Linked DNA regions of Mus musculus: region 2 is linked to region 1. Evidence: chromatin loops called from intact Hi-C (ENCODE). Cell type or tissue: gastrocnemius. All regions are shown on one strand. Region 1 overlaps Pole2 (polymerase (DNA directed), epsilon 2 (p59 subunit)). Region 2 overlaps Klhdc2 (kelch domain containing 2).

What was found. Hi-C counts contacts between places; a loop is a spot of excess contacts. Peaks named below come from ENCODE experiments on the same cell type or tissue, not always from the same donor. Only the 100,000 strongest peaks of a DNase experiment are listed, where the experiment ranks them.
Region 2: a loop joins it to region 1, with 2.1 times the contacts of the local background. A loop is called at or near these places in 10 of 42 quality-filtered maps.

What each region holds. Positions count from the first base shown.
Region 1 is chr12:69,208,964-69,213,963 of GRCm38, forward strand. It overlaps Pole2 (polymerase (DNA directed), epsilon 2 (p59 subunit)), which reads right to left. Exons shown (of 19, transcript NM_011133.2): 7 at 4,866-4,949; 8 at 4,024-4,080; 9 at 3,260-3,308; 10 at 2,410-2,482; 11 at 859-1,031; 12 at 349-438; 13 at 1-8. Among named protein-coding and RNA genes, the nearest start is that of Dnaaf2, 13 kb to the left of the region's middle. In gastrocnemius, CTCF peaks have their summits at 2,269 (motif pointing right) and 4,795; no DNase peak of the experiment used is centred here.
Region 2 is chr12:69,309,500-69,314,499 of GRCm38, forward strand. Klhdc2 (kelch domain containing 2) reads left to right here. Exons shown (of 13, transcript NM_027117.3): 12 at 488-540; 13 at 654-1,188. The coding sequence ends at 777. Nemf (nuclear export mediator factor) reads right to left here. Exons shown (of 33, transcript NM_025441.3): 29 at 4,917-4,949; 30 at 3,067-3,167; 31 at 2,926-2,969; 32 at 2,756-2,835; 33 at 2,044-2,581. The coding sequence ends at 2,504. Among named protein-coding and RNA genes, the nearest start is that of Klhdc2, 15 kb to the left of the region's middle. In gastrocnemius, no CTCF peak of the experiment used is centred here; no DNase peak of the experiment used is centred here.

The DNA of each region.
Region 1 (5,000 bases):
TAGGGAATCTGAAAATTATAAAAAATATTTAACCTAATTTGTGATGTCCATAAAGTTACAGTTGATTAACTACAACCCTAGATCTTTAATAAAATTAAAATATTATACATAATTTATCAATAGTTCATGTAAATATAGAAAAACTCAATTTTTTTGTTTTGTTTTGTTTTGTTTTTTTAAGGCAGGGTTTCTCTGTATAGCCCTGGCTGTCCTGTAACTTATTCTGTAGACCAGGCTGGTCAGAAACTCAGAGTTCTGCCTGCCTCTGCCTCCCGAGTGCTGGGATGAAAGCCATGAACCACCACTGCCGGGATTGGAAACACTCTTAGTTAAAAAGATGCTCAATACCTTTCAAAGCCTGGACTTGATTTTTTCCATATGGTGCAGATGAAAAATTACCACACAGAATAAAGCAGGTTGGAGGTGCTGGCGAGTAACCTAGGGAACAAAAGGACGTCACTCTGGGAACTGAGAATTTTGTGTTATCTATCTATCTATCTGTTTGTCTGTCTGTCTGTCTGTCTGTCTATTTGATGATTTTTGAGACAGGACCACACTATGTAGCCCTGTCGTGACTGTAACTCATAGAGATCCACCTGCTTCTGCCTTCTAAGAGATGGAATTAAAGGCAGGTATCAGCATATCTGGCTGGCTTTAACTGTGAAAGCTTTGGCTTGGCTTTGTTGTCTCTTTAAAAACAAGGTCTTCCTATGTTGCTCAGACTGACCTCTGATCACTGCTCAATAAATCCCCTGTCTCAGGTTCCCATGTAACAGGGCCCACAGAGGCACTCCACCACCACCACATGACAAACATCCCTCAGGACAGTTCAAGAAACAAAACAATAATAATCCGTACCAGAAAACATTACATGAAACTTCTCCAACACTTGCACTTGGTCCAACCAAACATCAGACACAATCACAAACATGGCGTCCTTGTTCTCATCTTCCAGCTGTCTCAGCTTTGTATACGTCTTCACTGATGCATTAGAAGGCCCTCCAAAAAAATTAATATTTCCATAGTACGCCCTATGTAATTATAACACAGTTATCCACCATATTCTGTTCATGGAGAAAGTAAAAATATATCAGATATAGCAACCATGCAACAACACAGTATTCCAGAGATGAAACATGTTGCCTGCAAATTATTTAAAACACACACACATGACACCGTCTATGGAGGACTATTCAGTATGCGTGCTTCAAAAGCTGGCCTCAGAGCACGGCAGCCACTTCGACTTTAATCAGGTCAGCTGTGATTAACTCCAAGAGACTGTCAAGAGATCCCTTCACAAGGTCAGGCCTACTGGCAGTCTCCGCCAGTTAATAGAACCCCACTGTGAGTCGGGCCTGGTGGCGCAAGCCTTTAATCCTAGCACTCCAGAGGCAGAGGCAGGCTGATTTCTGAGTTCAAGGCCAGCTTGATCTACAAAGTGAGTTCCAGGACAGCCAGGGCTATATAGAGAAACCCTGTCTCGAAAAGAAAAAAAAAAAGAAACCCACTGCTACACGCTATCCTGCCCCAGCTACACTACACAGTCTAGGGAGGTGCCGGCCATACAGGAGTGAACCGGCTCATACAGGAGTGAACCAGGAAGGAGCAGGAAGTACAGACTCCCTCTTTGCTGTTTTGGGCAAGTCTTGTCCATGCTTGGGTGAGACTTTTAAATGATCCAGCAGTCTTGTGGTCACCTCTGATCCTGTGAGCTCAATAAAACCATTGTCCCACCAGGTAGATGTGAGTAGAACTATTCCTTTGCCCTGCCACTGGTGCCCTACCTGGGGTGAATAGGCCATTTGTTCAAGTCTGCTCAGGAAAGGTTAAAGCAACAGTATACTTGGGTGCCAGAGGGGCATTTACATCTGTCCTCAGTTGTTCCCCTACCGGGCCCCAGGCAGGGGCTTCCTGCAACTCCCCCTTCTGTATGAACAAGAGGGCAGTGTGTTACCGTCTACCTCGCTCGGCTGGAGCCGCGAATGCCTGGCAGCCCCAGTGTTTCACAGTGTGCCGCAGCGCTGCACATTTACAGAGATCTAGACTCCATAAATGACGAGGCCCTAACATTTACATAGATACATAAATAAATATAGATATATAAAGCACTGGCTCATTAAATTCATTTTTCTTTTTTATGCCTTTATATTCTTTTTTGCTTTTCACTTTAAAAATTGTATTTATGAATGTGTGTGTCTGTATGTGAACTTAACGCCACTTTTGGGTATTGGTGTCTGTAAATCTGTGTGCACCCGTTCAGGCCAGAAGAGGGCATCAGATCTGCTAAAGCAAGTGGGTTTCCAATGCTTTTTCTCATCTGACACCTTGTAGTGACTGAGATAAACTATGTTATGTTCACTGCTGCCAATCTACAAATTCCTGAGTCGTTGAAATCAAGCGCTTTAATACCTTGTGGTGCTGGAGGGCTCAGTGGGAGGAAATCCAAAGGCATTGGCGTGAAACACTTGATCTTCAAACCAACCTAAACAAAGCGACCGGGTAACAAGGCATTATGGTCTGCTCAGCTATCCATTTTTGAAAAAGCAAATTCATTGTCACATAAGGCAATGAATTAAACTACAAAAACCACCGATCATACTGAGCTATCGAACTCCAGAGCCACGGACAGTGCATATTTTAGAAGGAAAACGGCATTAAACAAGTGTACCCCACCCCAACTAACTCATATTTTAGGGTGGGGTAGGGCGCTGGCCGGGGGGGGGGGGTTATAGCACTTGCTGAAGAGCAGCGAGAGCAGCTACCAGCTACACAGGGGGGACCTGACTGAGCAGATGAAACCAAGAGTTTTCCAGTTTTATAAGTGCACACCATCAGTGGGTTTCAGGACCCACAGCCTTCTCCACTGTCTAATCTCAAGGCGCTTTCCTCCGCCCTGAACATTTTCTTTTTCTTTTTTCTTTTTAAAGATGTATTTATTTTTATTGATATATGAGTACACTGTAGCTGTCTTCAAACGCACCAGAAGAGGGCGTCAGATCTCATTACAGACGGTTGTGAGCCACCACGTGGTTGCTGGGATTTGAACTCAGGATCTCGGGAAGAGCAGTCAGGGCTCTTAACCTCTGAGCCATCTCTCCAGCCCTGAACATTTTCTAATAGGCTGTTTCTTAAGCATCACCGTCTCACAAGGTGACATCCTCACGGTGAATACCCTCTGGAACGACATCGTAAGGTGTCTTCCCCAAGTGGGAACAGTTTTACTGTCAAGCAAGGACATGAAAAGGGCGCGCACGCTTACCTTCTGCCAGGACGAAGCAGGCCTCGGTGTATAAGCCACTGTGGAACTGGTACAGAGCAGCTGAGGAAGAACTCAAGGATATGCTCGGAACACTAATAGGTCAGTAGACAGTCTGAACCCCAAGGGACTTTTAGCTTTCGGGTTGTTTTAAATTCCTCGTAGTGGGTTGTGGTGGTATTAGGAGGAAGTCTTATTTACTGTAGGGAAAAGTTGAGACATGTAGCCAAGGCTGGCCTTAAAACTCCTAAAACTCCTGCCTCTGCTTCCCACGTGCTAGGATTACAAGTATGCACCACCACGCCTGGCCTTAAAAGGAGATTTAATAATAAACCGCAGTGCTGTGAGCTGCCATGTGGGTGCTGGGAATTTAACCCAGATCCTACAGCAGCCAATGCTCTTAACTGTTGAGCCACCTCTCCAGCCCCATCTCACCCCTTTTGTTGGAGACAGAGTCTTGCTATGCAGACAAGACTGACCTTAAACTTAAGAGATCTCCCTGCCTCTGCCTCCCGAGTGCTGGGATTCAAAGTGTGCACCCCCATGCCTGGACAGAATTTTGTTTGTTTGTTTGTTTGTTTCTTTGTTTGTTTCTTTGTTTGTTTTTTCGAGACAAGGTTTCTCTGTGTAGCTCTGGCTGTCCTGGAACTCACTCTGTAGACCAGGCTGGCCTCGAACTCAGAAATCTGCCTCCCTCTGCCTCCCGAGTGCTGGGATTAAAGGCGTGCGCCACCACGCCTGGCGAATTTTTTTTTTTTAAAGGATATAGCTTTACTAAGGTCCAGTTGTACTGTTCCAGTAGGATCTTCCAGGAAAAACTTCCCCTAAAACAGAATTAAATGAAATATGCTCACATTTGTATTAAAAAATGAATACTATTATAAATTATTAACATACTACCTAGTCTGACAACAGGATACATTAGAGAGAAGTGGACCTGCAGATATGAGTAATTCCTAGTCCACACTTTTCTGCTTATTTACTGGCAACCTCAGACTACTCACTCACTTACCCGAGACTCACTGACACTAAGGAACAACTGCTGCAAACCACAGGGTAGTAAGGAAGGCCCAGGCTGCTTGCCGCTCCGTCTCACCAGATGCCTTTGGCTAAGAGAATAACCAGTACCTCAGGCCACCAGGATGTGGTCAGCAGTTTGCTTATTCAGAAACCCAGAGTCAGTTCAAGCAGAGGTCACTAGGGGTCTACCTGGGGGCTATGCAAACTAACACCTGGACAGTCTTTCCCACCAACACCGCAGAACCCGGACACAGATGACGAGGCCATCGCTGGCTATGTTTTCTGTGAAAATATGTTCCTGTGTTTTCTATGAAAAAGCATTACCGCAGCAACGCATCACCAACTCGAGTCCAAAAATAAAAGGCAAAGCTCGTCAAACTTAACTTACCTCTTTTTTTTTTTTTAAAGATTTATTTATTTATTATATGTAAGTACACTGTAGCTGTCTTCAGACACTCCAGAAGAGGGCGCCAGATCTTGTTACGGATGGTTGTGAGCCACCATGTGGTTGCTGGGATTTGAACTCAGACCTCTGGAAGAGCAGTCAGTGCTCTTAACCGCTGAGCCATCTCTCCAGCCCTTAACTTACCTCTTTCAGCTGGGTTATCATCCCCAGGACGATCACGTCACCAACTTTGCTTGTGCTACCCAGTAAGGTTTCTATAGTTTTAAGCTAAAATAAAACAGAATAAAATCTTAAAAACTAAAAGCATATTCTAATTTT
Region 2 (5,000 bases), 100 kb after region 1:
AGAATTGGAACTCAGGACCTCTGGGAGAGCAGTCAGTGCTCTTTAACCTCTGAGCCATCTCTCCAGCGCTGCCTGTTTTAAAATTAAAAACAAAGAAAAAACCAAACCCCTTCATGTGATAGGTCTTTGGCTTTCATGTATGTCTGTGTACCATATGCATGCAGCTGTCATGGAGACCAAAACAAAGGGTATCAAATCACCCAAGAGTGAGGTTTGAGGTGATTGGAAACAGCCCCAACTGTCCTTTGGAAGAGCAGCGCTCTTAACAGCTGAATCAATCCTCTCTCCAGACCCTCTTTCTGCATAGCTCCGTCCTCAGGCCCGTGCATGCTAGGTAGCACTTCACTACTGACTGTAGGCCCAGCTCTGGTCCAGCTCTTGCCCAGTGCTCCTGCCTTTGCTACCTAGAGCTGAGGATACAGGAGTGAGTGTAGCACACCAGCCTGCTTTCAGCACTTGCATTTTACCTGTTCCTTCTTTTTTTCAGGCACACAGTAATGAAGTACTTATATTTTCAGTTCAACCAAAATCTCTTGTACGGTAAGTATTTGGCACCAGGTATATGACTATTTAAAGGCATTAGTCTTCATTCAAGTTATCTAGTAAAATTATCTATCTAGTAAAATTATTTTCACTTTCCTTGTCTACTTTAGGCTAAGCTTAGAAGCAGTCATCTGCTTTAAAGAGATGCTAGCCAACTCGTGGAGCTGCCTTCCAAAACACTTACTTCACAGCGTTAATCAGAGGTTTGGTAGTAACAACACTTCTGGATCATAAAGCTTTGTAGATAATACTTCTTCTGGTCCACTTGCATGGAGAACAGCCCCGTACTTGTCACACAGTGTCATCCTTTGTATAATTATATGCATCGTTGTAGTTTGCAGCTTCCTGGGTTTTATGTGCATGTGAATGGCCTAGAGAACCTATTTTTGTGTCTAAAGTTTACAATAAATGTATTTAACACCAGTACCTGTCTATTGTTAAAGTTAAAAAAAATTACTGTGTTGGCTTTTTTTTTTTTTAACGATTTATTTATGTATACTGAATGGTGTTTTCCTGCATGCCTGAGGGTGTTGGATTCCCTGGAACAGGAGTTACAAGCTGCAATGTGGGTGCTGGCAACTGTACGTGGGCCCTGTGGAAGAACAGCCAGTGCTCTTAACCCCTGAGCCATCTCTCCAACCCCTGCATTGACTTTTTATCCCACGTCTGGGTATAACAATTTTAACATTTATCTTTTGATAATGTGGATGTAATGTAACTGTAGAAATGTGAAGATGCTCCATCTGTATGTAGCCTTTAACCTTATGTAGCTAAGGCTGGTCTTGAATCAGTAACCCTCTATCTTCCGCCCCCTCAAGCACTGCAACTCAAAGTGTGCTGCCACCCTGGGTGTGTATGCTGGGGCGGCAGTGAGCCTTAGACAGCCCAAGCTGCAATTAATGCACTGCTCCAACCTTCAAGTGTTGGTGTAGTCCTGGGACATGTGATGGTCATGGCTACTACCCAGTTAACTAAAAAGTGGCAGCTTATACCTCATGAACAGAGAAATCATGTATGGCTTCATTCTCTATTCTGATAGGAGCCAGAAGAATACTGGTCCAGGAATCTTTAGTGATAAGCCTAAAAGCCAAAAAGCATCTTTGACCTTTCCCAGACTCCAGACAGTTTCTCTCTGTAGCTTTGGCTGTCCTGAGCTCAAACTCACAGAGATCTACCTGCCTCTGCCTCCCCAATGCTGCCAGCACCACCCAGCAAGAAAATGCACTTCTGTTATTACAGGTCAAGATACTTGAGCCCAGTGGTGGTGATGCACGCCTTTAATTCCAACACTCGGGAGGCAGAGGCAGGCGGATCTCTTGAGTTCAAGGCCAGTCTGGTCTACAGAGAAACCCTGACTTGGAAAAACCAAAATCACTTAAGACAGTTTTAACTCTTTGACAGCTGCTGGGGGTTGGGAGAGAAAATGGCAAACAACTGAGAGATATTACAAGGAAGAAGTTAGGGAGGAAAGTGATAGATATGAATACACGGAAACAACTGTCATTTTCTTGTGTTATTTTTTTTTGCATTTGATGTAAAATTTGGCAAAGTGTTCAAGACACAAATCTTAAATGTTTAATTGTTCCATTAACCAAACGAAACCTCTCGTGACTGGCTGTACTATGTATTAGATGTTATATACAGTAGACCACTACGTCAGTAGTTTATGCACTTGAGCTATTTCAGGGTCGTTACATCATGAAATGAAACCTCAAGAAGTTCAATAAAATGTAGAACAATACAATTACAGATGTGTATCATTAAGTTTTCACAAATATTTTAGGAAATACTATCATAGTTTATATAGATATATATAAAACTTGGGAAAAAATCTTAAGTCCTTTTGGTGATAGCAAGGCAGTATGTTCATTTGTAAAGTGGAAGTCCTGTTAACACGTCTGCATCGTTGACCTTCCAAAGGCTACAAACTGGCTGTTCAGTGCTGAGGCTCTCATCCCAGCTATTTCCTCTTCACATGCAGAAGATTAGGTGCGGACACTTTTACTTTTCCAGGAATGTTTCTTGATAAATCTGTGTCCTAAAACAAACAAACAAAAAGTACGTAATATTGTCATATCCTATTTAGGGTAATTACGTGTACTCTACTGTCAGGAGAAAGGCACTTACAGCTTTTGCCAAGTAAACCTACTTAGGGTCCTGGGGAGACAGCATTGTGTCAAGACAACAGACAAGAGCTGAAGGGAAACCTTACCTTCACACTTCGGAATAAGTCTTTTTCTCTTGCTGTGGCTTCTTTGGAGTGCATGAAACTGTTCAAGGCTGTCTTCGCAGCTGTAAGGAGAGCACACAAGAATGTACTTCTGGTTTAGTCACTAAACTATTTAAAAATCACACACACACAAAAAAAAACACCTAAATTACCTTTCCCCTTTTTCTGAACTCCAGGTGTAAGTTTCACTTTGTATCTTAAAAAAAAAAAAAAATTGTACCAGTTACTACATGGAGATCAAAGATTCCTAAAGCTACTTGGCAATGAGTATGAGCGAGACAACAGTGACTTACTTATAGTTTGTCATGATGGTGTAAGGGGCACATATTGGAATAGCAAACATCAGTACATCCTCAGGATGTGGCTGCCCTGTCAAAGAGTCAAATAGATTTTCCTAAAGGAGAAAGAAAATTATAAAAGGAATTTATGCCAAACTTGAAAAGAACAGTAGATGCTGGGGAGGGGTGCTGTTGAGTAGTAGAACCCTTGCCTAACATGCAATCTGTTCAGATCACACCATCATAAAGCCAAGATCTAAAACAACAAATCAGTTTCTGAATACTCTTAGCCTTTTCTGACATACAATCTGACAACAGTACCCAAATTCTGCTTACAGTTCCAAAGAACTAAAGAGTTATGTTTCAATATATATTCTTCACAACGTATAACAATGGGAATAGTTCTCAACATACCATTTAATGTGTTTTAGAGTGGGAGGAAGTCAAGTTGGACTAGCAGCTAAGCTGCACAGGGAGCTCCTGTGGATTAAAATGATACACAGTGCTAATAACTACGAGGAGTTTAAGTCTGTTACAAGGAAACAACTTACACTTGGACCAGACCATGAGTTTTCCTTTTGGTGTGTGGAAGCCTCTACTAACCTCTAACTATCTAACAGTCTTTCACTAAGCCTAGAGCTCCAGAGCGCCTCTCTCCCACTTCCTTCCTGCCAGGACTCCAGGTATATGCTGCCTTGCTCGGTTTTTCATGTGGGTGCCGGGGATTGAGTTCAGGTCCTTATGTGTCCATGGAAAGCACTTTATAGACTGAGCTATCTCGTAAGACAAAACAATCTCATTGTGTAGCCCTTGATGTCCTGGAATGAACTTTGTATACCAGGCAGGCATTAACTCGCAGAGATCCATCTGCCTCTGCCTCCCATGTATGGCAATTAAAAGCATGTACTACTAAACTTGGCTAGACCAGGGACCGATCTATCTATCTATCTATCTATCTATCTATAAAATAAAGTTTTGGCTTTCAGAAAGAAAGGAGTGACATCTAGTGGGTTAGGCAACAGGTATCATTAGTCAGTTCATAATATGTTAAGACAGGCCTTGCAACAAAAGATCATACTTTCTAAAATGTTAACAGTGCCAAAGTTGAGAAAGACTCCTTTTACTTGTGGGGATGTTGTGTGTACACAAGCACATGCATACCAGAAGAGGATATCAAGTCTAAATCTACAGCTACTACTGGTTTTGAGTGGCCTGACAGAGGGCAGGAGGTACTCTGTTCTTTTTTTTTTTTTCTTAGATTTATTTATTATATGTAATATGCTGCCGCTGTCTTCAGATACCCCAGAAGAGGGCATCAGATCTCATTTATGGATGGTTGTGAGCCACCATGTGGTTGCTGGGATTTGAACTCAGGACCTTTGGAAGAGCAGTCAGTGCTCTTAACCACTGAGCCATCCTCCAGCCCGGTGCTGCGTTCTTAAGGAAAAATTTCAGAACTCCTTAGACTAGTTCGCAATTGTAGGCTATCTACAGGGGCAAAATGCTTTGATGTTGGGCTTTTAAGTAAATTATCCCCATAATAAGAAGAATATTGAAGCACAAAGGAGGGGGAGGAATAGAGAGTTATTTTCAGGCAAGGTATGGTGGGCACACCTTTAAACCCAGCTCTCAGGAGACAAATGGAGGCAAGTTCCAGGTTGGCCAAGGCTACATACTGAGACCCTATCAACCAAAACAACAAAACCCCAAGAACAGTTTGAGACTTGCAGAGTTACATACAGCACATATGATACCTCAACCCAGACAGTGCTGCAGAGCTGCAGTTGCCTCCAGTTTTGAGTAGCATTAGATATTCTGGGGAAAGATTGCAGTGAAACAGAATAGAAACCTTACTCAGATCCTACCTCATTCCCCTGCTGATCCAGATCGTGTTCCTCCTAGTGTCAAACACAAAACTTAAAGTCAGCTATAAAATTCTGCACCGATAA